Regions from separate parts of the Homo sapiens genome. Here region 2 is linked to region 1. Evidence: read pairs that join two places in POLR2A ChIA-PET (ENCODE). Cell type or tissue: MCF 10A. All regions are shown on one strand. Each heading gives the region's core, and the rest is flanking DNA. Links, peaks and the distances in the headings are about the cores only.

Evidence for each region. ChIA-PET counts read pairs that join two places held together with the same protein. Peaks named below come from ENCODE experiments on the same cell type or tissue, not always from the same donor. Only the 100,000 strongest peaks of a DNase experiment are listed, where the experiment ranks them.
Region 2: POLR2A ChIA-PET joins it to region 1 with 13 read pairs; 11 of 35 experiments call an interaction of 5 or more read pairs at or near these places.

Annotation. Positions count from the first base shown.
Region 1 is chr6:35,656,001-35,673,055 of GRCh38, reverse strand. The region is part of intron 1 of FKBP5 (FKBP prolyl isomerase 5); the gene reads left to right. It overlaps MIR5690 (microRNA 5690), which reads left to right and starts at 8,267; the gene lies at 8,267-8,339. RefSeq lists a silencer at 751-950 and enhancers at 9,359-9,858, 9,859-10,360. In MCF 10A, for the core only: no CTCF peak of the experiment used is centred there; no DNase peak of the experiment used is centred there.
Region 2 is chr6:35,598,122-35,608,328 of GRCh38, reverse strand. The region is part of intron 5 of FKBP5 (FKBP prolyl isomerase 5); the gene reads left to right. It also overlaps the pseudogene RPL36P9. Among named protein-coding and RNA genes, the nearest start is that of LINC03135, 60 kb to the right of the region's middle. RefSeq lists a silencer at 5,663-5,957 and an enhancer at 6,632-7,137. In MCF 10A, for the core only: no CTCF peak of the experiment used is centred there; DNase peaks (open chromatin) are centred at 5,838, 6,318 and 6,828.

The DNA of each region.
Region 1 (17,055 bases), core at 5,827-13,826:
CAATCACCAATTCACTATCACATCACTTCCTTTTCTTCCCTGGAAACGTATGTTTAAATACATTTGCCCTCTCTGCATTTTGAACATTTGCATAATGTACAAGTACTTTTTTTCTTTTTTTTTTTTGAGACGGAGTCTCTCTCTGTTGCCCAGGCTGGAGTGCAGTGGCGCGATCTCGGCTCACTGCAAGCTCCGCCTCTCAGGTTCACGCCATTCTCCTGCCTCAGCCCCCCGACTAGCTTGGGCTACAGGCGCCTGCCACTACGCCAGCTAATTTTTTGTATTTTTTTTTTTAGTAGAGACAAGTTTTCACCGTGTTAGCCAGAATGGTCTCAATCTCCTGACCTTGTGATCCGCCCGCCTCAGCCTCCGAAAATGCTGGGATTACAGGCGTGAGCCACCGCCTCCAGCCACAAATACTTTTTAGTCGCCATAAGCATAATCAAGAAATCATTTTGCAAATGGTAAGCTTTTCATGTTGTGTATTCTTTCCCATGATTAGAGAGGTAAAAAGTGGCCTGGGATGCATAAAGATGTCGTAGACCTCTGCAATCTGCCACATTATTTCTTTAAAAAAAAAAAAAAGCAAGCTTCTGGACTAGATTGATTTTTACTGAAATATTAATTTTTCTTTATTATTTTTAAACACTGAAGTTGAATTGTATAATTCACAAATGCCTATACAAAACTTTTTTCCATGTCCTCAATACTTTGTATCAGATTATTTATATTTCTCATGGTTTGGTTTCTTTTTCTTGTCTTCATTTTTCTGAAGGTAAAAGGGGATTTTTTCCCCCCTTTTCTGATCTGTAACTTGTTTTGTATTTGGATGATTACCCTTTATAACAAATTTTATCTTCTAATTATGCTATTAAGCGAGAAGATAGTGGCCGGTCACGGTCGCTCACGCCTGTAATCCCAGCACTTTGGGAGGCCGAGGTGGGCGGATCATGAGGTCAGGAGATCGAGACCATCCTGGCTAACACAATGAAACCCAGTCTCTACTAAAAATACAAAAAATTAGCTGGGCGTGGTGGCGGAAGCCTGTAGTCCCAGATGCTGGGGAGGCTGAGGCAGGAAAATGGTGTGAACCCGGGAGGCGGAGCTTGCAGTGAGCCGAGATCGCGCCACTGCACTCCAGCCTAGACGACAGAGTGAGACTCCGTCTCAAAAAAAAAAAAAATTCTTCTAAATTAGATTTTAGGGTTCTTTTGAGGGCTGAGTTTGTGTGTGTAGGTTTCTCTTAGCCCCTTCATATATTGTGTTGGAACTTCTGTTTCTATTTTTTAAATGTTTTCTTATGTTGAATTATTTTATTGCTGTTTGAAAAAAATATGTTAAAACTGTATTTATGGGTGGTTGCTAGCCTTTTAAATTTACATAGTAATAAATTTTGCTGTTAACTTCATTCTTAGAATATGAAGTTTTTTGTAATTTAACTTCTTTAGGTATTTACCCTGCAATTCTGATACCTTGAGAGAGAAAGGGATAATTGACTTTTTCACTTTCATTTTATAGATACTATTTGGCTACCTTGTTCCTTCCCTTTATTTTCATTTTATTTGTGTCTCCTAAAAGTGGGGACCTTTTAATATAATGTTAGGCGCTTTATAGGCTGTCTTTTCTTTTATAAAATGTGTTCATTTCACTTTTCCATTTTTAATATGACTATATTCTAGATTTTCTGTAATTCATGATATATTTTTTAAGATTTTGGCTAGATTTGTCAGTTTGGATTGTAGTTTCTTTTAACTTGTTTTTGTTTATTTATTTATTATTTTTTTTTTTTTTTGAGACAGGATTGCACTCTCTTACCCAGGCTGGAGTGCAGTGGTGCGATCTCAGCTAACTGCAACTTCTACCTCCCTGGCTCAAGCAATCCTTCCACCTCAGCCACCCAAGTAGGTGGGACTACAGGTGTGCACCACCATGCCCAACTAACTTTTCTATTTTTTGTGGAGACAGGGTTTGGTTTTACCGTTTTGCCCAGGCTGGTCTCAAACTCCTGGGTTCAAGGGATCGTCTCACTTTGGCCTCAGAAAGTGCTGGGATTACAGGCATGAGCCACTGCACCTGGCTTATTAATTTCATTAATACTTTGCTTTTACCTCCATTTAACAAACTTTGGTATTACCATATATGAGATATTTTCATGTGTATGTGTGCATTTATATTTTTTAAATATGTGACTGAGTTTTTTCCCTTTTTCTTAGATTCCTAGGCTATTTCAATATTTTTATACCTGTTGTCTACTCTGCAGCTAATGACACAGATAGCAGTATATGAGTTTTTCTTTTCTTTTCTTTTCTTTCTTTTTTTTTTTTGAGATGGAGTCTTGCTTTGTTGCCCAGGCTGGAGTGCAGTGGCACGATCTTTTCTCACTGCAACCTCCGCCTCCCAGGTTCAAGCGATTCTTGTGCCTCAGCCTCCCGAGTAGCTGGGATTACAGGTGCCCACCACCACACCCGGCTAATTTTTTTTTGTATTTTTAGTAGAGTCGGGGTTTCACCATATTGGCCAGGGCGAACTTCTAACCTCAAGTGATCCACCCGCCTCAGCCTCCCAAAGTGTTAGGATCACAGGCATGAGCCACCGTGCCCACTGAGAATTTAATACACTTTATGTAAGTTAATTTTTTATGATAGTTATCTAGCTTTGCCAGACCAATTTTGTTAGTAAATTTAAAACATTAAAAAATTTTGAATCCTCCTAATTCTGTGTCTCTAATTTAGTAATTTTAAGTTTTGATCCTTGTTTCATTCTATCATTCTTTTATTTAAAAAAATTGTCATTGGCTTTTCTAAAAGTGAATCGTGAATCATGATTCATGTGAAATAATTAACTCTAAAACAGCAAAGATACCTTTTAGAACCTTCATTTTTTATAAATTGCATTAACAAGTTATGCAGTGATGTGAAGATACAAACTAAGGTCATTAAGTTTTCTTTAATTTATAATTTATATTAACCTATTCATTGAAAAGGATTTGATAGTTTGTGATTAAAGCAAAACAGGCAAAGACCATTAAAAACAAAGACAGAAAATGAGCATAAATCACTTGAGAAATAATGAGCAGAATGGGGGAATGGGAAGAAATCTTTATACCAGTAATCTGAGGCAAGATAGTTTCTGTGTTTGAACATTAAATTTAGCTCTGAGCTTCCTGGCAAGCAAGAGAAAAAAGGAAACAGGGTGACTTTTATAGTTATTGTCCAGTAAAGAAAGCTTTTTCAATTTTTCAGAAGAGAGAAACTTTTTCTGAGTCATAAGTTATAAGAGGTTTGTTATGTGAATTCTTACATATGGAACATAATTTATATTTCTAATTTTGAAAATTATTGAATTTCTTCTGTTGCTGTCTTAGCCATCAGGTACCATTCTATGCATTGTAATTATATTGGTCATATTAAGTTCATGTCCACTGTTGTCAAAAGTGGAAATACCATGGCTGGGGTGTGTTTATGTATTGCCTCTAGAGCTGTAGCCACTGACGAACAGGAAACTGAAAGCTAAAAGTTCAGGAAATGTATTGTATTTAGACTGTGGAAAACATATATATGATACTTTACTGAAAACCATGCTCTTTTGAAAACTGAAATATGTATGTATTTAATTAGAGATGAATATTAAGGATTCATATCAGATGCTTAAATATGATAATAGATACAGTATGTGCATTGTAGGCCAGGAATATTGTGCAATGCTAGAAAAAAAGGCAACAGATTATTGTATGTATTCAGCTATATTCTTTCAAGAAACAAAACAGCTGGCACATCAATTGAATTCCTCAAGGATGTCTTATTTCCAGAGAATTCCAGAGTTTTAGTTTTAGCTTAGTTCCAAGGAAGAGGAGGTCCCTGTTTTACAGGATAGCCTATTTCAGTCTTAGGGAGTTCTAATGGTTAACTTCTGTTTTCATACACTGAATTTAACTTTGTTTTCCTGTGATTTATTAATACAGTCTATAGCTTTCTTAGAGTTGAGAAGAAAATGATTAATTGATCAAACTTTTTTTGAAAAGTTAATTGCATCTCAAGTGTTTTCTTAGATATTGTTTCATTTTAGGTTCCTTATAAAATACTTCCTACAGGAGTCTTTAGTTTTGAAGTTATAAAAAAAAATTATCAGAGGAAATATGACTAATGTATATGCTTGGTTGAGCTGCATTTTCTTACTGTTTCTATACTTAGTATTTTAACAGGATGTGATTGATAGGAATTTAACATTCTAATTCTTTAAGACAATCATGAAGTTCTGATAGTTTCTTAGAAATGGAAATTGTGTCATTATATTTTGTTGTTTTATTGTTGTGCATTTTAACAAAAGAGGTGACTTCACATGTACCCTAAAACTTAAAGTATAATAATAACAAACAAAACAAAACACATGTACCCTAAAACTTAAAGTATAATAATACAAAAAAAAGAAGAAAAAAAACAACAAAAGAGGTGACTTATAACTATTCCATTCCAGTTTTATGATATGAAATTGTAGTCACACAGAACATTTAGGGGCCACATTAAGTGAAAATTCCATTTATTACAAAGTTTTTAAAAGGATTTTTAGCTGTATTACATGTCACTTAATTATAATCAATTTAATAGTTTCATTAAAATTAGACTCTTTTCAGGATTGATTTTGGTTTTGGTCTGTTAGGGTTGTGTGTTTACCCCTGAACTGTTGTGGTAGCCAAAGGGATAGAAAGCACTGACTGGCAAAAAATGGACACTGGGCCTAGCCTAAGAGGGAGAAGCAGGGCTTCCCAGAGGAAAGTCCCGGGATGCTGTTTCCAGCATAAAGGGGAGTGGGCTCTGGGCTCACACAAGGAGTCTCAGCAAGGCCAGACCGTAAAGGGCTGGGTATAGTGGGAAGAAGAGTTGGATTTTATGCAGTGGCTGATCTGCTGTTGCCATAGAGGATTCTTTTTGAATAATAACTTTTACTTTCTTATTGTGTTACACACTCGTTGTAGAAAAATTAAATTAGTGAAGAAAATAAAATAAAAATTTCCTATAATTTTTTTCCCTTTTTGAATGTTCTTAGCTAATTTCCCTTAAACTTCATTTAACATTTAGGTTACTTTTTTTCTTTTCGAAAGAGTCTCACTCTGTCACCCAGGCTGGAGTGCAGTGGCGGGATCGCAGCTCACTGCAACATCTGCTTCCTGAGTTCAAGTGATTCTTCTGCCTCAGCCTCCTGAGCAGCTGGGATTACAGGCGCCCGCCACCATGCCTAGTTGATTTTTGTATCTTTAATAGAGAATTCTTCTGCCTCAGCCTCCTGAGTAGCTGGGATTACAGGCACCCGCCACCACGCCTGGCTGATTTTTGTATTTTTAATAGAGATGGGGTTTCACCATGTTGGCCAGGCTGATCTCAAACTCTTGACCTCAGGTGATCCACCTGCCTCGGCCTCCCAAAGTGTTGGGATTATAGGCATGAGCCACTGCACCCAGCCAACTAGGTTACTTCTTATTTGTTTATTTGAAAGAGTGCTTGTTGAATTGTTCTTTCCACAGATTATGCTTCTAATAACTTTAAATATTAATTATGGAGGAAACGGGTTAATCATTTTAAGGATTCTTTTTGGTTGATATAATGATTCTATTAATTAATATTTGTCTTATGGGAGCCATAAGCGTAATAGGCATAATGAGAGCACACACTTGTAAGTCAGAGTGGTTCTTACAGGGGAGACAGGAAAAATGGAGTCCAAAAGGCCTTTCTGTAAGTTCCTTGGGAGCAGGGACTAGGTCTTTCTTGTTCACCATTATGTCAGTATCAGGCACAATGCTTGACGCCTAGTAAGTGTTCCATAAATAGTTGAATGAATGGATGAGTTTCTCATTAAGCACTTTTAGTAGCTCATATTTCTTGTACTGTGGATAATCAAGATCAATTATATTCATCTAAGGTTAAGAGCCTTTGCTATACTCAGTTTTCTTTATTAATGTAAATTTAATAAACTGATTTTTTTAAAAGGCATGCATCTATGTATACACACACACACACACACACACACACACACACACACACAGACACACACACAAAACAAGTGAAAATTTATTGTTTCTTCCCCTGAGCCCCATTCTCCAGAATTAGCTACTATTAATGGCTTACTATATTTTTTCTAGGTATTTTCTCTTCATATACATTTTCTTTCTTTTCTTTTTTTTGAGAGAGTCTCGCTCTGTCGCCCAGGCTGGAGTGCAGTGGTGCAATCTCGGCTTACTGCAACCTCCCGAGTTCAAGGGATTCTCCTGCCTCAGTCTCCCGAGTAGCTGGGATTATAGGCGCCTGCCACCATGCCCGGCTAATTTTTGTATTTTTAGTAGAGACGGGGTTTCACTGTGTTGGCCAGGATGGTCTTGATCTCTTGAACTCGTGATCCGCCTGCCTCAGCTTCCCAAAGTTCTGGGATTACAGGCGTGAGCCACCGTGCCCAGCCTTCATATACATTTTCTTTACACAAATAGAATAATTATATTCTGTTCTATAAATAGCTTTTTTTCCCCTTCATGGCATTCTTAAACTTTCCATATCAATTCGTTTGTAACTGTGTCTTTATTTTTAATTATATAATTTTCCATTGTAGAGATGTATAATAGAAGTCTATGAAGGAAATCCACTCCCCTCCTTTTTTTTTTTTTTTTTTTTTTTTTAACTATAATAGTAGTGTTTCTGCATGTATTTTTGCTTGCTTCTGTGAGAATATCTACAGGTTATTTCCTGGAAGTGATATTGCTGGGCTAAAGGATATTTGCACATAAACTTTCAGTAGATATTGGGAAATTCGCCCTTAAAAATATTCAACAAATTTGTACTCTTACTAAAGATATGAAGTGTTATTTTTCTGATAACTGTACACACTTTAATTTTGTGGATTAGAAGGATTAAACTTCTGAAAATGAATCCTTGTCATAGTAGCTTGAGATGTTCAGAAGATGATACATTAGGTAATATATATGTTCCTTGGCTTATGGTGGTTTTACCTCCTGATAAACTCATTGTAAATAGAAAATATCACAAGTTGAAAATGCATTTAATATACCTAACTTACTGAACATCATAGCCTACCTTACACATGCTCAGAACACTTAAATTAGCCTACAGTTGGGCAAAACCATCTAATAGAATGCCTATTTTATAATGTGTTGAATGTCTCACATAATTTATTGAAAACTGAAAGTGAAAAAGCAGAATAGTTGTATGGGTGCTTGGAGTACTGTTTCTACTGAATGTGTATCGCCTTCTCACCATCATAAAGTTGAAACTCGTAACCCAAACCATAAGTTGGGGACTGTCCATAGTTCCATTGCCTGATGTGATCTGTTGAAGTTAGGTGGAAGATAGTGTACTATGACCTCTACAGACCCATAGTGTGTATTGTACAGATTTAGATGAAGAAGATCAGAATGTTGGGTTTCTAGGTTTTTATCTTTTTAGAATGTTTAAGATAAACATTTATGGCCAGGCACGGTGGCTCATGCCTATAATCCCAGCACTTTGGGAGGCCGAGGCGGGCGGATCATGAAGTCAAGAGATTGAGACCATTCTGGCAAACATAGTGAAACCCTATCTCTACTAAAAATACAAAAAAAATTAGCTGGGTGTGGTGGCACGCGCCTGTAGTCCCAGCTACTCGGGAGGCTGAGGCAGGAGAATTGCTTGAACCTGGGAGGCGGAGGTTGCAGTGAGCCGAGATCGCGCCACTGCACTCCAGCTTGGTGACAGAGTGAGACTCCTCTAAAAAAAAAAAAAAAGAGGAGCATTTACTAGTGACATTCTAAAGGAGCAGAAGACCCTGAGTGCTGGTTTGAGAAGTTTAGATTTGTTGTGTTGGAACACTATTTAAGGTCCATGAATTAGAGAGTAATGTGGTGGGTGTGCTGTGTCAGAAAGGCTTCACTAGCAGTGTATACAGAATGAGTGGGAGTGAGTGAGCCGTCTGGAGGTAGGCAGGTCCTCTGGAGAACTGTAGTAATTCACAAAGGAGAGGAAGAAAACTCAAAATATGATGATAGCTATGGAGTCGAAAGTAAGATAAGAAACACAATGAATAGTTGGCGGTCCTATTGATTAAGTGGAGAAAAATTATATTGAAGTTGCAAACCTAGGAGAATGGCCAGATAATACAGATTATGAAATAAATGGAGAAGGGACCAATTTTGAAAAAGTTAATTTTCCTTAAAAACATAAGGAAATAAAAGGGTCCTGAAGTGAGAGAAATCAAAGATTGGAGAAGGAAAGAGGGAGAAATTATGCCACTTTTAATTTCAGCTACTACCTCTATTAGGATTTGGGAGTTATACTAATAGAGGTAATAGTTGAAATTAAGAGTGGATGAGTTCTGGTATGAAGTGGTTGATGGGGACAACTGTTGATTGACAACTGCATTTTAAGGAGAGGATACTGATAGTAATGGGAGATGGGATGAAAGAATGCCCAGGCAGAGAGGAAATTTAATAATTTCAGGAGTGGGGAAAGAATAAAGACAAATGTTACTGCAGCCTACCTTTCATTCTTTTACTGTGCATGAGATACTGTATTTGCTGGATGTTTTCCTGTAGATACCACATTGTTCTTCCTCCGGGAGTGGCATGTCAGAAAATTTGATGATTATTTTAAAGATGTTGAGTTTTATTCCTGAAATTGAATATGGTAACGGAAAAAGGGTCTTGGGTAGTTTTTGGTGTCATATGCTGTGTTCCTTTTAGTTCATAAAATCTTTCATCTTGTTTGAATATCTGTGGGTCTAAAAAAAAAACAGCTAATTTTTGGATAGGTAAAAGTCCAGATACTTTGTACATTTTAATTGATTATTTAAAAAATATTCCCTGGCTTTTAAAACTTGGCTAATACAAATTGTAAGAATCACCATCTTTTTAGAAGAACATACTGTGAATTCAGAATTTTTGCTGGCTTAGTGCTTGTCAGCATGGAGCCTGTTCACAGGAAATGCTTTAGAATCAGAGTCAGAGACCTGTGACACTTCTGGGGAGTCAGTATGTAAAATAGTTAGAGTGCAGGCTCCAGAGTCAGTCTCCCTGGTTCCACTGTTCACTAGAAGTATATCCTTGGATAGATTACTTAGCTCGTCCATTAGATTTGCTGTCTGGACGTGTCAGTAGTAACAATCTCAATGTCACACGGTTATTGAAGAGATCCATCATAGAGCTTACATTCTAGTAAGGAGAGACAGGCAGTATACAAATACTATAAATACACTGGAGGAAAACATAGTGGGGCTGATTATAGTCGATTTTTGCTCTTTTATTTCCGGTAACAGTAAAACAACTCTGATAAGAAAAGGTTTGAACATGAAGGCAGACCTGAAGCGAGTGAGGGAGTGAGCTATGCAGCTAACCAGGGAAGAGTTCCAGGTAGTGGGGATAGCAAGTGCAAAGGCACTGAGGAAAGGGCACATGGGAGGGGGCAGCAAGAAGGCCACTGTAGCCAGAGCAGTGAGTGAGGGAAAAGGAGAAATAATTTCAGAGATAGCGAGTGATCAGCATGTATAGGGTATTAAGCATAAGAAGGACTTTGGATTTTATCCTGTGTGAGATGGGAAACCATTGGAGTGCCAGAGTAATTTTTTCTTAAAGCTAGTCTGCTTGTCATTTCTTTTCTTAAAAATGCCTCAGTTCCCTGTTGCCTTTGGAATAATGTTCACGTACTTTACTTTGGCACACAAGGTCCTTCACAGTCAGGCCTCTGCCTGTTTATTTAGCATCATCTGCTTCTTTCCCACATGTACCCTTCACTTTAGCCAAGTGGGATCACATGCAGCTCCCTGGATGGGTCATGATGCTTTGTGTCTTCGCGTCTTTCTGTACCGTTTGCCCTGTGAGAAGCCCTCCCCCTCAGCTCACATGGTCACTGGCTCTGTTTTAGAGGGTCCTCTTTGTGCTCTTGCTCTCTCATCATTTCCACCCGGAGCCACTTTGCACTTAAGCTGCTTAGGCTTGAAACGTGCTGTGTTCTTTTACCAGCCTTGATTTTACTCTTGCCACACCCTTGCCGGTTGAAAGTATGCCTATCCAGCTCAGACACTGCCATCTTCTGCCTCCTTGGGACCCTCAGAAACACTTTGTAGCTCTCTTCTACCTAATAATAATTATTTGGAATTAAAATGTTTCTTTGCCTTCACAAAAAATCCTTGGGCTAACTTATTTCAGTTTTCTTTGTAGCTCCTAGAACAGGGTCTTACAGACATTTCATATTCAGTAGGTATTCATGGTGTGTAGGATTCATAGTATAATTAGAAAACTATTGGCTTTCAAACAACTAAGGGCCAAAAGCAGCAAAAATGAATGCACAATTAAAATGAGTTCCTATTAACAAAACAAATTTACTGTAATTATGATAGCTAGGTAATCCTTGTTCTCTTATATATTTATATATACTTACTAGTGGCACCAAATATTAGTATACCCAGTTTGAGATGCAGTTTGTTGAAATATATTTGGACACAGCCAGGCGTGATGGCTCACATCTGTAATCCCAGCACTTTGGGAGGCTGAGGTGGCAGGATCGCTTGAGCCCAGGAGTTCAAGAACAGCCTGGGCAACATAGTGCGACCTTGTCTCTACAAAAAAAAAAAAAAATTAAAAAATTAGCTGGGTGTGGTTGTGCATGTCTCTAATCCCAGCTACTCAGAAGGCTGAGGTGGGAGGACTATTTGAGCCTGGCAGGTTGAGGCTGTAGTGAGCCATGACTGTGCCACTGTACTCCAGCCTGAGCAACAGAGCAAAACTCTGTCTCAAAAAAAAAAAAAAAAGACACGTAAATAAATGCTCATGGTTTTTGACAAGGTCATACCACTTCTGAAAATCTTCTTAAGAAAATAATACAAACTAGCCAGCCACAGTGGCTTTTGCATGTAAATCTCAGCAACTTGGAAGACTGAGGCAGGAAGATCACTTGAGCCCAAGAATTTGAGATCAGCCTGGGCAACATAGCAAGACCTTGTCTCTATTAAAAAAATAAATAAATAAAAAAGAGAAAGTAACAAAAACTAAATGATAATTACAACATCTACTACTACTAATGTTGAAAGTATACCATGTAACAGGCACTGTACAAAGCCCTTTATGTGCATTACTTTAGTCCTCACAATCCCAAGAGATGTTGATAACTGATAACCTTGTGTTTTAGATAGGGAAACTGTGGCACAAAGAAGGTAAGTGACTTGCACAAGATCATACAGTTGCTATGTTGTCAAGCTAAGATTCTCACTCAAGCAGACTGTGTTCAAGAAGCCATACTCTTTTTTTTTTTTTTTTTGAGACGGAGTTTTGCTCTTGTCACCCAGGCTGTAGTGTGCAGTGGCTCGATCTCTGCTCACTGCAACTGCCTTCTGGGTTCAAGTGATTCTCCTGCCTTAGCCTCCTGAGTAGCTGGGATTACAGGCACTTGCCACCACACCCGGCTAATTTTTGTATTTTTAGTGGAGACGGGGTTTCACCATGTTGACCAGGCTAGTCTTGAACTCGTGACCACAGGTGATCTGCCCACCTCAGCCTCCCAAAGTGCTGGGATCAGGCACGAGTCACCGCGCCCAGCCAAGAAGCCATACTTTCAATTACATATGATAAAAGCTTAGGCACAAAAATGTTCATAGCAGTGTTATATAGTATTAATAAGTTGGAAGGAATGTATATCATTCATGAATTATGGTCATCCATTGAGTAGAATAATTTTTTAGCAGCTTAATTGAGATAAAATTCACATACCATAATATTCTCCCCTTTAAAGTGTACAATTCAGGCCGGGTGTGGTGGCTCATGCCTGTAATCCCAGTACATTGGGAGGCTGAGATGAGAGGATCACTTGAGACCAGGAGTTCAAGACCAGCCTGCTCAATGTAGCGAGACCCCATATCTCTATAAATAAATAAATACATAAAATAAGGTAAATCAAAAATAAAATAAAGTATATAATTCAGTGGTTTCCAGCATATTTCCAGATTTGTGCAACTATTACTGCTGTCCCACTTTGGAACATTTATAACCCTAAAAAGAAATCTCCCACTCCCCATTTCCTCCTGTTTCCCCTAACCCTAAGCAACCACCAGTCTCCTTTCTGTCTCTATGAATTTGCCTATTCTGAACCTTTCGTATAAATGGGATCATATAATGTATGGCCTTTCATGATTGGCTGCCTTCAAGTGAAATTAATAGTCCTAAATATGCACCTAATAACAGAGCTTCAAGATACATGAATCAGAAACTGATAGAACTTGAAAGGATAAGTAGATCTAAAATTATAGTTGGAGATTTCAATACCTCACCTGTCTCTCAATAATTGATAGAACAAGTAGACAAAAAATAATTTAGAAGATGTGAACTACATTGTCAACTAACCTAATTGACATTTACATAGTATTCTACCCAATACAAGCAGAATACACATTCTTTTCAGTTGCACACAGCACAGGACATTTAATAAGATAGATCATATTTTTGTTCATAAAATAGTGTCAGTGTTGGCCAGGCGCGGTAGCTCATGCCTGTAATCCCAGCACTTTGGGAGGCCGAGGCGGGAGGATCACCTGAGCTCGGGAGTTTGAGACCAGCCTGACCAACATGGAGAAACCCTGTCTCTACTAAAAATACAAAATCAGCCGGGCGTGGTGGTGCATGCCTATAATCCCAGCTACTCAGGAGGCTGAGGCAGGAGAATCGCTTGAACCTGGGAGGCACGGGTTGCGGTGAGCTGAGATTGCGTCATTGCACTCCAGCCTGGGCAACAAGAGCAAAACTCCGTCTCAAAAAAAAAAAAAAAAAAAAATAGCATCAATGCATTTAAAGTGACTTAGATCATAAAGTATGTATGCTGACCAAAAGGGAGTTAAATTAAAAGTCAATAACAGAAAGATACTTGGAAAATTATTAAATATTTAGAAACTAATGTATTCCTAAGAAGCCCACAGGTCAAAGAAGAATATCAAAGATGAATTTAGAAAGTATTTTGTACTTAATGAAAATCATATCAGAATATGTGGGTTGTGGTTAATGCAAATGTTTAGGGGAAAATTCATAGCACTAAATGTCTATATTGGGTAAGAAGTAAAATCACAAATCAGTGTCCTCAGCTTTCACCTTAAGAAATTAGAAAAAGAAGGGAAAATTAAACCCAAAGTAAACAGAGGAAAAGAGTTAAGGATAAAAGCCAAAATTAGTGGAATAGAAAAAAAGAAAACTAGTAGAGAAAGTCAGTGAAATCAAAAGCTGGTTCTTTGAGAACAATGAAATTGATAAAACTCTAACCTGACTAATCAGGAATCAGAGAGAGAAGACAACTTACCAATATCAAGAATGAAAGAATTGCTAACAAAGCTCAGATTCTATAATTATTAAAAGGATGAGAGAATAATATGAATTACTTTATAGTAATACATTAGACAGCTAGATGAAATGTGCAAATTCCTTGAAAGATACAAAATACCTAAGCTCACTGAAGAAGAAACAACCTGAAAAGTCCTATATCTATTAAAGAAATTGAATTCGGCCAGGCTTGGTGGCTCACGCCTATAATCCCAGCACTTTGGGAGGCTGAGGTAGGCGGATCACCTGAGGTCGGGACTTTGAGACCGGCCTGACCAACATGGAGAAACCCCATCTCTACTAAAAATACAAAATTAACTGAGTGTGGTGGCGCATGCCTGTAATCTCAGCTACTCCAGAGGCTGAGACAGGAGAATCGCTTGAACCCAGGAGGCAGAGGTTGCAGTGAGCCAAGATGGTGCCACAGCACTCCAGCCTAGGCAACAGGAGCGAAACTCAGTCTCGAAAAAAAAAAAAAAATTGAATTCCCACAAAGAAAACTCTAGGCCTACATGGTATTCCTGATTCTACCAAACATTTTAGGAAGTCATAATACCAATTTTACACAAACTCCTCCATAAAATTGATAAAGATGGAATATTTCTTAAGTCACTCTATGATTTTTATTATTTATTTACTTATTTCTTCCTGAACCAGGGTCTCGCCCTGTTGCCCAGGCTGGAGTGTGGTTGTGTGATGGTGTGATCATGGCTCACTGCAACCTCCACCTCCTGGGCTCAAGCCGTCTTCCCACCTCAGCCTCTGAGTAGCTGGGACTACAGGTGTGTGCCACCATGCTCAGCTAATTTTTGTATTTTTTGGTAGAGATGGGGTTTTGCCATGTTGCCCAGATTGGTCTCGAACTCCTGGGCTCAAGCAATCCACCCGCCTTAGCCTCCCAAAATGCTGGGATTACAAGTGTAAGCCACCACACCCAGCCAGCAATATTTTTTAACAAAATTTTAGTAAATTGAATCCAACAACATATAAAAATGATAAAATACAGTGACCAAATAGGGTTTATTCCAGGTATCCAAGGTTGGTTTAACATTTGAAAACCAATGTCATGTACCACATTAGCAAGAGAAAGCATATGATCAGCTCAATAGATGCAGAAAAAACATTTAACAAAGTTTAACATGCCTTGCTGATGAAAACTCAGCAAACTAGGAAAATAAGGGAACTTCTCAATATGATAAAGGGTATCTGTGAAAAACCAATAGCTGAAATCATAGTTAATGCTGAAAGACTGAATGCTTTCCCTATATAATATTTAGAACAAGTCAAGATATCTGCTATTCCCAATTGTGTTCAGCATTGTTCTGGAGGTTCTTTTTTTTTTTTTTTGACGGAGTCTCAAAAAAAGACGGAGTCGCCCAGGCTGGAGTGCAGTGGCGCAAACTCGGCTCACTGCAAGCTCTGCCTCCTGGGGTTCACGCCATTCTCCTGTCTCAGCCTCCTGAGTAGCTGGGACTACAGGCGCCCGCCACCACGCCCGGTTAATTTTTGGATTTTTAGTAGAGATGGGGTTTCACCGTGTTAGCCAGGATGGTCTGGATCTCCTAACCTCGTGATCCACCCACCTCGGCCTCCCAAAGTGCTGGGATTACAGGCATGAGCCACTGCGCCTGGCCAATTTTTGTATTTTTTTTTTTTTTTTTTAGTAGAAACAGGGTTTCACCATGTTGGCCAGGCTGGTCTCAAACTCCTGACCTCGTGATCTGCCTGCCTCAGCCTCCCAAAGTGCTGGGATTACAGGTGTGAGCCACTGTGCCTGGCCTTATAATTTTATTACAAAATTGAGAAACCAGATGTTTTACTTTATGTTTTCTAAATTTCTGAATGTATTTTCAGAATGATATAAAATGTTAAATTTTATTTTAGATTAGAACATTGTTATCCAACTGGATGATAAATAAAGAAAAGGAAAAGGAAAGAATGTTGTGAGACCCCCTAAGTACAAAATGGAGGAAGTCAATGGAATTCCAAGCTTGAGAGAAATTCTTAGGATCTTGATTGGATGATTAGGTATCGGTGGTAGAGAGAATAATGGATCCTCAAAAATGGAACTTGTAAATATGTTACCTTATAGGGCAGAAAGGACTTTGCAGATGTGAACAAGGTTAAAAGCTTTGAAATGGGGAGATTATCCTGGGTTATCCAGGTGGGCTCAACTTAATCACGTGGGTTCTTAAAAGTGGAAAACTTTCCCAACTATAGTCAGAGAGAGAGATGACTACACAAGAATGATCAAAGAAATGCAGTATTCCCGGCTGAAGATGGAGGAAGGGGGCCACCAGCCAAGAAATGTGGGCAGCCTCTAGAATGTGGAAAAAGCCAGGAGATGAGTGCTCTCCCGGAGCCTCCAGAAGGAATGCAGCCCTGCCAACACCTTGATTTTAGCCCAGTGAGACCCATTCTGGACTTGTGATCTCCAGAACTGTAAGATGATAAATTGGTATTATTTCAGCCACTAAGTTTGTGTTAATTTTTTCTTTTTTCTTTTTTTTACTTGAGACGGAGTCTCACTTTGTCACCCAGGCTGGAGTGCAGTGGCGCGATCTCAGCTCGCTGCAAGCTCCGCCTCCCGGGTTCACGCCATTCTTCTGCCTCAGCCTCCCGAGTAGCTGGGACTACAGGCGCCCGCCACCACTCCCGGCTAGTTTTTTTTTTGTATTTTTAGTAGAGACAGGGTTTCACCGTGTTAGACAGGATGGTCTCGATCTCCTGACCTTGTGATCCACCCACCTCAGCCTCCCAAAGTGCTAGGATTACAGCCGTGAGCCACCGTGCCCGGCTTTTTTTCTTTTTCTTTTTTCTTTTTTTTTTTTTTGAGACGGAGTCTTGCTGTTTCCCCAGGCTGGAGTGCAGTGGCACGATCTCATCTCACTGCAACCTCCACCTCCCGGGTTCAAGCAATTCTCCTGCCTCAGCCTCCTGAGTGGCTGGGATTACAGGCACGCGCCACCATGCCCTGCTAAATTTTGTATTTTTAGTAGAGATGGGTTTTCACTGTGTTGGCCAGGCTGGTCTCAAATCTCGAACTCCTGACCTCAAGTGATCCACCTGCCTCGGCCTCCCAAAGTGCTGGGATTACAGGCATGAGCCACTTTGCCCAGCCTGTTTGTGGTAATTTCTTATGGCATCTGTAGAAAACTAATACCACATGTAAGTGGGTAAAGCTCAGAATTCATATTTTGCCAGAGGGTTGCAATGGAAAGTGAACTCTGTATTGTTAAGATAACTTTCTATCCCTTGGAAATTGTTTTTCCTTCCACATAGCAAACCTCATTTTCCCCAAAAGTAAAACATATATTTATAAATTACTTTTTAATGAATAAATACAAAATAACAGAGTTGGAATAAACCTTAGATATGATTCTAGTCTAACCCCCGAAAAGTATAGATGGAAAAACTGAGTGAGGGCCAGAGATTCCACAGCTAGTTAATAGTAGATCTGAGTTTATTGGCCTTTTCTTCCTTCCATATTTTTATGGAATTTAAGATGGGGATTTAAGATGGCCGAGATTTTTTATTCTTTCTACACAGACTCAAATGCTATTCTTGTACAGTTTTTCTCTTAGGCATATAATGGACTTTGGGAAACAATTTATGTAATAGTGTTTTAATGAGCTAGTACTGTAAGAGGATACAGTATTACATAAAACTTTTGGGTTTTTCTGTCTGCGTCTCAAGTCTGAAACATCTCTTCCTCCAGTTGCTAGTTA
Region 2 (10,207 bases), core at 2,208-10,207, 61 kb after region 1:
ACATGGATATATTGTCTGTAATGCCGAGGTTTGGGCTTCTATTGAACCCATCATCCAGATAGTGAACATAGAATATAGCCCTTGTACCCCTCCATCCTTTTTTGCTTTTGGAGTCCCCAGTGTCTCTTGTCCTCATCTTTATGTCTGTGTATACTCAGGGTTTAGCTCCTACTTATAAGTGAGAACACGCAGTATTTGGTTTTCTGTTTCTGTGTTAATTCACTTAGGTTACTGGCCTCCAGCTGCATCTGTGTTGCTGTAGGGGACATCCTTTCATTCTTTTTTATGGCTGCATAGTATTTCATGGTATATATGTACCACATTTTCTTTTTTTTTTTTTATTTCAAGTCTGTCAAGCTATTCTTTATTTCGGAGAGAGGGCAGGGCAGAGTGCTCAGTCCTTGGCAGCGGCTTTTGTCATGGTGGCCAGGACATTGCTCAGCTCCTCCTGCTTCCTCTTGGTGCATCCCCACCCTTGTCTTGATGAACTTGAGGGCCCATTTGTCCTTGGAGACCTTCAGTAACTCCATGGTGCACCGCTCGTATGGGGTGAAGCCACACAGCTCTCAGATCATGTCCGGCACGAACTTGGTATATTTGGTCAGGTGCCTGCAGCAGCGGCTGTGCCTGGGCGTCCTCATGTTCTCGGTCACCTTGTGGCCCTTGTTGAGGCCCATGGCCATAGGGCAGCACAGAGCCATGGCCGCTGCTCTCCAATGGTGGCCGTGGCAGAAGGAAGCCCACATTTTTATCCAATCCACCATTGATGGACACCTAGGTTGACTCCGTGTCTTTGCTATTAAGAATATAACTGTGCTTAAGAGTAAGTGCTGTGTGTGGCTCATGCCTGTAATCCCAGCACTTTGGGAGGCCAAGGTGGGATGGTCACTTGAGCCCAGGAGTTTAAGACCAAACTGGGCAACATAGTAAGACCCCATTTCTACAGAAAAAAAAAAAAGGCCAAGCATGGTGGTGCATGCCTGTAGTGCCGGCTACTCAGGAGGCTGTAGTGGGAGGATCATTTGAGTCACATTTATACCACTGCAGTCTAACCTGGGCAACAAAGCGAGACCCTGTCTCAAAACAAAACAGGCTGGGCGTGGTGGCACATGCCTGTAATCCTAGCACTTTGGGAGGCTGAGGTGGGTGGATCATTTGAGGTCAGGAGTTCAAGACCAGCCTGGCCAACATGGTGAAACCCTGCCTCTACTAAAAATACAAAAATTAGCTGGGTGTGGTGGTGGGCGCCTGTAGTCCCAGCTACTTGGGAGGCTGAGGCAGAATTGCTTGAACCTGGGAGGTGGAGGTTGTAGTCAGCTGAGATTCTGCCACTGCAGTCCAGCCTGGGCAACAGAGTGAGACTCTGTCTCAAAAAACAAACAAACACACAAACAATGCTGCAGTAAACATGTCAGTGTAAATGCCAGCTATCTTTCTGATAGAACGATTTATTTTCCTTTGGTTGTATACCCAGTAATGGGATTGCTGGGTCAAATGGTACTTTGATTTTTAGTTCTTCGAGAAATTTCCAAAACTGCTTTCCACAGGAGCTGAACTAATTTCCATTCTCATCAACACTGTTTAAGCATTCCCTTTTCTCCACAACCTTGCCAACATCTGTTCTTTTTTGACTTTTTTTTTTTTTTTTTTTTTTTTTTTTTTTTTTTTTGAGACGGAGTCTCATTCTGTTGCCCAGGCTGGAGTGCAGTGGCGCGATCTTGGCTCACTGCAACTCCCGCCTCCCAGGTTCACGCCATTCTCCTGCCTCAGCCTCCCGAGTAGCTGGGACTACAGGCGCCCACCACCACGCCCGGCTAATTTTTTAAAATATTTTTAGTGGAGACGGGGTTTCACCGTGTTAGACAGGATGGTCTCGATCTCCTGACCTCATGATCTGCCTGCCTCGGCCTCCCAAAGTGCTGGGATTAAAGGCATGAGTCACAGCGCCCGGCCTTGACTTTTTATTAATAGTCATTCTGACTCAGTTGTGAGATGGTATCTCATTGTGGTTTTGATTTGCATTTCTCTGATGATTAGTGATGTTCGGCATTTTTTCATGTTCGTTGGCTGCTTCTTCGTGTCCTTTGCCTACTTTTTAATGGGGCTATTTGCTTTTTTCTTGTTGATTTGTTTAAGTTCTTTTCTGGATATTAGTCCTTTGTCAGATGCATAATTTGCAAATGTTTTCTCCCATTCTGTAGTTTGTCCATCTGCTTCGTTGATAGCTTATTTTGCTGTGCTGAAGCTCTTTAATTAGGTCCCAACTGTCAGTTTTTCTTTTTGTTGCATTTGATTTTGGGGACTTAATCATAAATTATTTGCCTAGGCAATGTCCAGAAGAGTATTTTCTAGCTTTTCTTCTAGGATTTATATAGTTTCAGGCCTTACATTTAAGCCTTTAATCCATCTTGAGTTTGTTTTTGTATATGGTGAGAGGTAGACGTCTGGTTTCCTATTTGGATGCCTTTTATTTCTTTCTCTTGCCTGATTGCTCAGGCTAGGACTTGCCGCATACTGATTGCTGTGGCTCAGTACCATGCTGAATAGGAGTTGTTAAGAGTGGACACCCTGTTTTTTTCCAGTTCTTAGGCGGAATGCTTCCAACTTTTGCCCGTTCAGTATGATATTGACGGCTGGGTGCAGTGGTTCACACCTGTAATCCCAAGACTTTGGAAGGCCGAGGCAGGAGGATTGCATGAGCCTAGGAGTTCAAGACCAGCCTGGGCAGCATAGTGAAACCTTGTCTCTACTAAAAATAAAAAAAATTAGCCACACATAGTGGCATGCACCTGTAGTCCCAGCTTACTTGGGAGGCTGATGCAGGAGGATCACTTGAGCCTGGGTGATACAGGCTTCGGTGAGTTATGGTTGCACCACTGCACTCCAGCCTGGGCAATGGAATAAGACCTTGTCTCAAAAAAAAAAAAAAAAAAAAAAAAAAAAAAGATATTGTCATAGGTGGCTCTTATTATTTTGAAGTATGTTCCTTTGATGCTTAGTTTATTGAGGGTTTTTTATAATGAAGGGATGTTGGATTTTATTGAATGCTTTATGCTGATTGATTCTGAACATTGATAAAGAGGTATATATATATATCTTTAAATGATTTGTTCAGACTTTAATGGAAAGTACTAGTAAGAATAGCATGTAGAATTTCCAAATCACCCCATGTGGAGTGGGGAAATAGAGGAACAAGGAAAACTTCATCAATTGAGCAAAAATTGTTTTAAAAAATAAGAAAACACGGGCCGGGCACGGTGGCTCACGCCTGTAATCCCAGCACTTTGGGAGGCCGAGGCACGTGGATCACGAGGTCAGGAATCGAGACCATCCTGGCTAACATGGTGAAACCCCATCTCTACTAAAAATACAAAAAATTAGCTGGGCATGGTGGCGGGCGCCTGTAGTCCCAGCTACTTGGGAGGCAGGAGAATGGCGTGAACCCGGGAGGTGGAGGTTGTAGTGAGCCGAGATCACACCACTGCACTCCAGCCTGGGCAACAGAGCGAGACTCCATCTCAAAAAAAAAAAGAAAACACTGTGTAGAAAACCAAAGACAAGAATAAAACCACTCATATCAGTGATTACAAAAAATATGAATGGGATAAAGTCACCTATTAAAGGCAAAAGGTCTCATAAAGTGAGAACAACAACAGTATCTAGCTATGTGTTCTTTATAAATGAAACACTAAAATCAAAAAGGTACCAAAAATTGAAAATAGAGGAAAGATTACGTCTGCCCATATTGAGATCTGATGGAGCTGTGAGACTTTACATTTTTGTTTTTCATATGCTTTTGAAGTATTTATGAATGTCCTGGGATATAAGTCTAGGAATAGGAGCAAATTCTTGAAACCATTTTATTATATGTTTTCACAAAATAATGTAATATGGTACTTGGTCTAAAGTGGCCAGTGTTTATTCTTTCAAATATTTTGGATTTATATAATTTCTTTCTTCCAAAAAGTTATCTTCAAGTCTTCAGGTAGAATAAAATCATAGTAGAAAATAAGTCTTTCTGGCCAGCCATGGTGGCTCACGCTTGTAATCCCAACACTTCGGGAAGCCAAGGTGGGAGGGTTGCTTGAGGCCAGGAGTACAAGACCAGCCTGGCAACATGGTGAGACCCCATTCTTAACAACAACAACAACAAAATAGCCAGGCGTGGTGGTGTGTGCCTGTAGTCCCAGCTACTAGGGAGGCTGAGGAAGGAGAGTAGCTTGAGTCCAGGAGTGTGAGGCTGCAGTGAGCCATGATCACACCACTGCACTCCAGGCTGGGCAACAAAGTGAGACCCCCAACTCAAAACAAAAACAATAAAGAGGCCGGGCACGGTGGCTCACACCTGTAATCCCAGCACTCTGGGAGGCCAAGGCTGGAGGATCACTTGAGGTCGGGAGTTCAAGACCAGCCTGGCCAACATGGCGAAACCCCATCTCTACTAAAAACACAAAAATTAGCTGGGCATGGTGGTGCGGGCCTGTAGTCCCAGCTACTTGGGAGTCTGAGGCACAAGAAGTCCTTGAACTCGGGAGGCAGATGGTTGCAGTAAGTGAAGGTTGTAGTGAGGCAAGATCACGCCACTACACTCCAGCCTGGGCAACAGAACGAGACTCTGTCTCAAAAAAAGAAAGAAAACAGTCTTTTGTTGCTGCTGCTGCTGTTGTTGTTGTTACAAAAAAAAAAAAAATTCCAGCCAATTGGCCATTTATTTTAGAATAGTATTAAAAAACAAAGTTTCCATATCAATATAAAATTTGTATAGCTTCCTAGAATTTATTAAAATAGGAATACTAATAGATTCAAAAAGGAAAATTTGTATAAATTAGTGAAAATTACCACCCTGTCCTTAATGCCCTATTTTAAGATTAGTCATTAAATAAATATTTACTTGCTGGCCCTGAACTCTGTGCTGGGTACTGTGAGGCACAAAAGAAGTACAAGATACTGCCTTTGCCTACTAAGAATTTTATTCATACTTTGACAGCTTTCTGTGTTGAACCAGTAAATGTTTTCTTACACAGAGCTCTAAAACATGTTTAATCTGGTATAATTTACCACTAGGCACAGGAAAATAATTATAGCTAACATTCCTTTAGTTTGTCTCTGTATATCCACACTTAACAACAGCATTTTCACATGATAGACACCCTGACATATGAATGAATGAATGAATGAATATCAGGTGCTAGATTAAAAGCTCTAATTCAGTATCTAATTTAATCCTCTCAACAATTATCATTTAGCTAGTGTATTATCCACATTCTATCAGTGAAGAAACTGAGCTTCAGATCACTTTAATTACCTTGCCCAAAGTCATAATTGAAGTGGCAGAATGGGACTGGAATCCAGGTCTAACTCAAGTGCTATAGTGGTGTGAAGGGAAGACTGGTAAGGGTTGGTGTTCATGGAGAATTTGTTGCTGGGTGTATACTTCTTGTTTAGATTTCCTGTTTTGAAAACATTCAAACTTGATCAACCAAAAGAAATCATTTGCATAAATGTTATTCAGTTCCAGGAGCCAGGTTCCACGCCTGTTAGCATCTGTCCGTCAGTTCTGTAAGCAATCTTACAGTGGTGTGTGTTCATCCTAAGTAGTACAAAACAGTGCAGAGGAGGAAGGCGGACAGCTTAGGGGAAATCTGACCACCATGCGTGTTGGAAGTATTTCTCTTGTTCTCCTGCTTTTAGAAAGCCATCTCTGCTTGCTTTTTCAGGGGGTTATTAAGATCCTACTCTCTTGGATACTGTGCTCTATTAGGCAGGAGACACAGGCAGAAAGAAGCTCACTTGGCATGAATTAGGCAACAGAGAAAACTCTTGCTCAGTGGGAGTAACCTGTCACAACCTGGTTTTCTCTGGCCAGATAACCAGTCTTGTCGAGTAGTAATGCCATTACAACATTCCCATTCAGATCCTCATGACCCAGTAATTGTTTTGAGAATGAGTGCAAAGCTATCAGACACCAACTACTATAATTAGAAAAGGGAAAAATAGACACTTACCAGAGCTAATGTCTTTAGGCTGGAGCATTTACAGCTTTTTGTTTTTTGTTTTTTAAGTTATGGAGCCTCTTTCTCAGTTTTGCTTCCTAAAATACAAATTGCATGGTTTAGGGGTTCTTGCATTTCATTTTTGTTACTGCTGTGCACTCTCTTTCCTTTTTTCCCCCCTATTTTAATCGGAGTACAAATTGCTGTCAGCACATCGAGTTCATGTGCCAGCCACATTCAGAACAGGGTGTTCTGTGCTCTTCAAAACAAAATTGCTCTAGGGCAGTAAGAGAACAATAAGTCAGAGCTCCAGTTTAAGTGATGTTTTGCAGCTCGCTTGATGTGGTTACACTCCGATTGCGCAGCTAAGCTTGGGTAATTTGGTTTGGTTTGACTTTGTGGGGATTTGGAGGACCTCCCTCCCCCTTTAAGTTACATAGTCTTTAAGTCAAGAAAAAAATGTTGTCTCTTTTTAACTTGTTTATTTCTTTCTCTACCAAAAAAGCCCTAAGTAGAAGCATCCTGTATGTACTTTTATTCTCTTTGGGCATGTCATAGATGATTTACTTCCCGTAAATCATGCTGGTTGGGATTAGCAACAGACCTCCTGAGCCCTACAGGCTGCACTCCCAGTGAGTCACGATGGTTATTATTAAATATTTATTAAGTTAGTATTTGCACTAAAAGATGCCAGGTCAAAAAGCAACCACAGGGCTTCCACAGCCAGAGCTGCCATGGTTTTTGTTCTGTTTTGTTTTGGTAGGAATTTTTAAGATAACATTAAAAAGAATAAGTGGAGCTATAGGAGCTAGGCTCATCTGCATCTGTTACTGCAATCAGGGCCCCTACTGTGGCAATCAGCAGTCTTTCCGTGGCTCCAAGTGGTGTGTGAGTTCTTGTCAGCAGTCTCGTAGAACTTTTCACATCAGTGTTCCAAGTTTAGAAACCAGTTAACCCAGCAATGCCCTTTGCTACTTGTAGATGTAGAGAATCAATGGGCTGTATTCACCATGAGGCTGTGATACCTCCTTTTACTCTGACATTCCGAATGTTGTCAGTATTACAAGGCGATGGTTTTGGTTTTTTATATAAACTGGGGTGTATATGTCTGGATGTATATCCGTTTAAGATTTTATAGTACTGCAGGGTCCAATTGTGAAGGGTTAGATTTACCAGGAAAAAAAAGATTAGTCCACATGTAAAGTAGAAAATATTTATAAGAGCTATCACAAATGTTTACTGTCCTATTACAGCATCAGACACTAGTTCTGTCATTTATTGTCTCTCTGAGAAGACTAGCTACAATGAATGTTTTGCTTTCTTAATTATGCCTTTGTTACAGTTTGACTTTTTTTTGGCATGGTTACTTCATTTATCTTTCCCAACATGTTTATTAGTAGCCAATCTTTTTCCCTCACTAATGATGGGTTATCACATCTAAAGAGAACTTCTGAAATTACTCATTTAATTTTAATATCAAGTACATACATCAAGCTGAAAAACAGCCTAGGAAACTAACGCACAGGCAGGAATCCTTGCAGAGTCTCTGGATTTCCTGTTTTGAAAACATTCAAACTTGATCAACCAAAAGCCACAACAAATGTACTGATAATTTCCTCCCCCACTAAATGTACTCTCCTTAAGGGAGGAAGATGATACTTCCAACAATAAACTTCAGACAAAAAAAATCTGTTAACTAAGTTGTGAGCTACTAGGACAATAAATCTCTATACTTGAGACATTCCACAATACATGAGAAATTTACTTTGCTCAGCAAATCTTTTTTTTTTTTATGAAAAGTGTTATTAGTCTAAATTTCTTGGGCAGAGTTTTAAATATTTAGAAATGCAAACTTTTTAGAACTCTTAACCTCCTTAGAAATATCAATTTTTACTCCAGTAAAAATATCTTTTTTTTTTTGAGACGGTCTCACTCTGTCACCCAGGCTAGATTACAGTGCCGCAATAACAACTCACTGCAGCCTGGAACTCCTAGGTTCAAGCAATCCTCCCACCTCAGCCTCTCGAGTAGCTGGGACTTATAGGTGTGCGTCACCACCCTCAGCGAATTCAGTAAAAATATCTTAAGCCTCAGACTCCCTGTAGAACCTCTCTAGTATGCATGTACAGTCATATGCTGCATAACATTTTGTTTAACAGCAGATTGCACATAGGACAGTGGTCCCGTGAGATTATAATTCCATATCTTTACCTTCTCAATGTTTAGATACACAAGTACTTACCATTGTGTTACAGTTGCCTACAATATTCAGTACAATAACATGCTATACAGATTTATAGCCTAGGAGCAATATGCTATACCACTTAGCCGAGGTTATAGTAGGCTGTTCCATCTAGATTTGTGTAAGAACATTCTAAGATGTTCCCACAGTGATGAGAATACCTGATGACACATCTCTCAGAATGTATCCCCATCCTTAAGTGAAGCGTGACTGTATTTGAAAAAGTTTAAATTTGAATTTATTTTTTAAATGTTTTCCAATTCAGAATGAACTTTCAATTTGCTACAAGTTAATTTTATCTAGAGCATTCTAAAAGTAAGTCTAACAGAAGGAATTATCAGCATTTATGAGTGTGGGACATAAACTAAAATGCCATATGCGAGCTCTACCAAGCCACTCCAACTCTAGCCCTTGTTTGGAGGAGCTGACTCAAGAGTTAGGCCCTTTCTAGTTTGGCCCAAGTTTCTTAGACCCCATTCTGTGTCTGCAAGGGGAACACATCAAGATGGTATTAATACTGGTGAGTTAAAAAAGAGTAGTGAGTACTCACTTCGGCAGCACATATACTAAAATTGGAACAATACAGAGAAGATTTAGCAAATCGAAAAAAGAGAAGAAAAGGGTAGAACGCTTTAGAGCATAAATGTCCAGGGGACATTTCGGCCCCTAGTGTCTACACCATTTCTGTTCATTCTTCAGTTTTTCTCATTTCTCAGGCCTGGGCTAGGGGTAATTCAATTAAATTATTAACTGCAGGAATTAGATTTGAAGCTGGTTTCTGGACTATATTGATATTGAGAGTGATATTACCAGGTCATAGAATCATAGAATTTTAGAGCTTCATTGAGATCATGTAGTTCAAAAGTAGAATAAGTTAGATTTGAATTTTTATTTGGAAGGTAATAGTTGTTTTATTGGGCATGGAATGAGTATAACAGAACGAGTGATTTTTAGTCTCTCTACAAGTTGTTGATCTAAAGTAAAGTAGATCAGCCAGTGTTAGAAAAGAAGCATTTTAGGAAATCTCTAGATTTGAATATAGGCTATTATGTTACAGAAGTAGGAATAAAGGATTTTCTTTCTTTTTTATTTTTATTTATTTATTTTTTTATTTATTTTGAGATGGAGTCTCCCTCTGTTGCCCAGGCTGGAGGCTGGAGTGCAGTAGCGCAATCTCAGTTCACTGCAACCTCCGCCTCCCAGGCTCAAGTGATTCTTGTGCCTCAGCCCAAGTAGCTGGGATTACAGGCACGTGCCACCACACCTGGCTATTTTTTGTATTTTTAGTAAAGATGGGGTTTTGCCATGTTGGCCAGGCTAGTCTCAAACTCCTGACCTCAGGTGATCCACCCGCCTCGGCCTCCCAAAGTGTGGGATTACAGGCGTGAGCACCGCGCCCAGTCAGGATTTTCTTATGAAATCCAAATTATCATATTGCTTGGTGACTGTTATGCTGTCATACCAGCCATCCATTTTTCTTATTACATCAAAAACTTAAAATAGAATACCCTTAATATTAAAAGTAGTTGTAAAGTTTCAGAGAATTGTTTTTCCTAGAAATAAAGAGTCTAGGCCAGACCTGGTGGCGCATACCTGTAATCCCAGCGCTTTGGGAGGCTGAGGCGGGTGGATCACCTGAGGTCAGGAGTTCGAGACCAGCCTGGGCAACATGGTGAAACCCTGTCTCTACTAAAAATAACAAAATTAGCTGGGTGTGGTGGCACACACCTGTAATCCCAGCTACTTCGGAGGCTGAGACAGGAGAATTGTTTGAACCCAGGAAGTGGAGGCTGCAGTGAGCAGATATCACGCCACTGCACTCCAGCCTGGGTGAGACAGAGCAAGACTGCGTCTCAAAAAAGTCTAACTCATCAAGAAAAAATAGATATCTGTATGCATTTTTTCTATTTTGTCTTAAAATATGAGAAAAAGCCTCTTATTTTAATATGAAATTACTCTGGGAAAGAGCTTG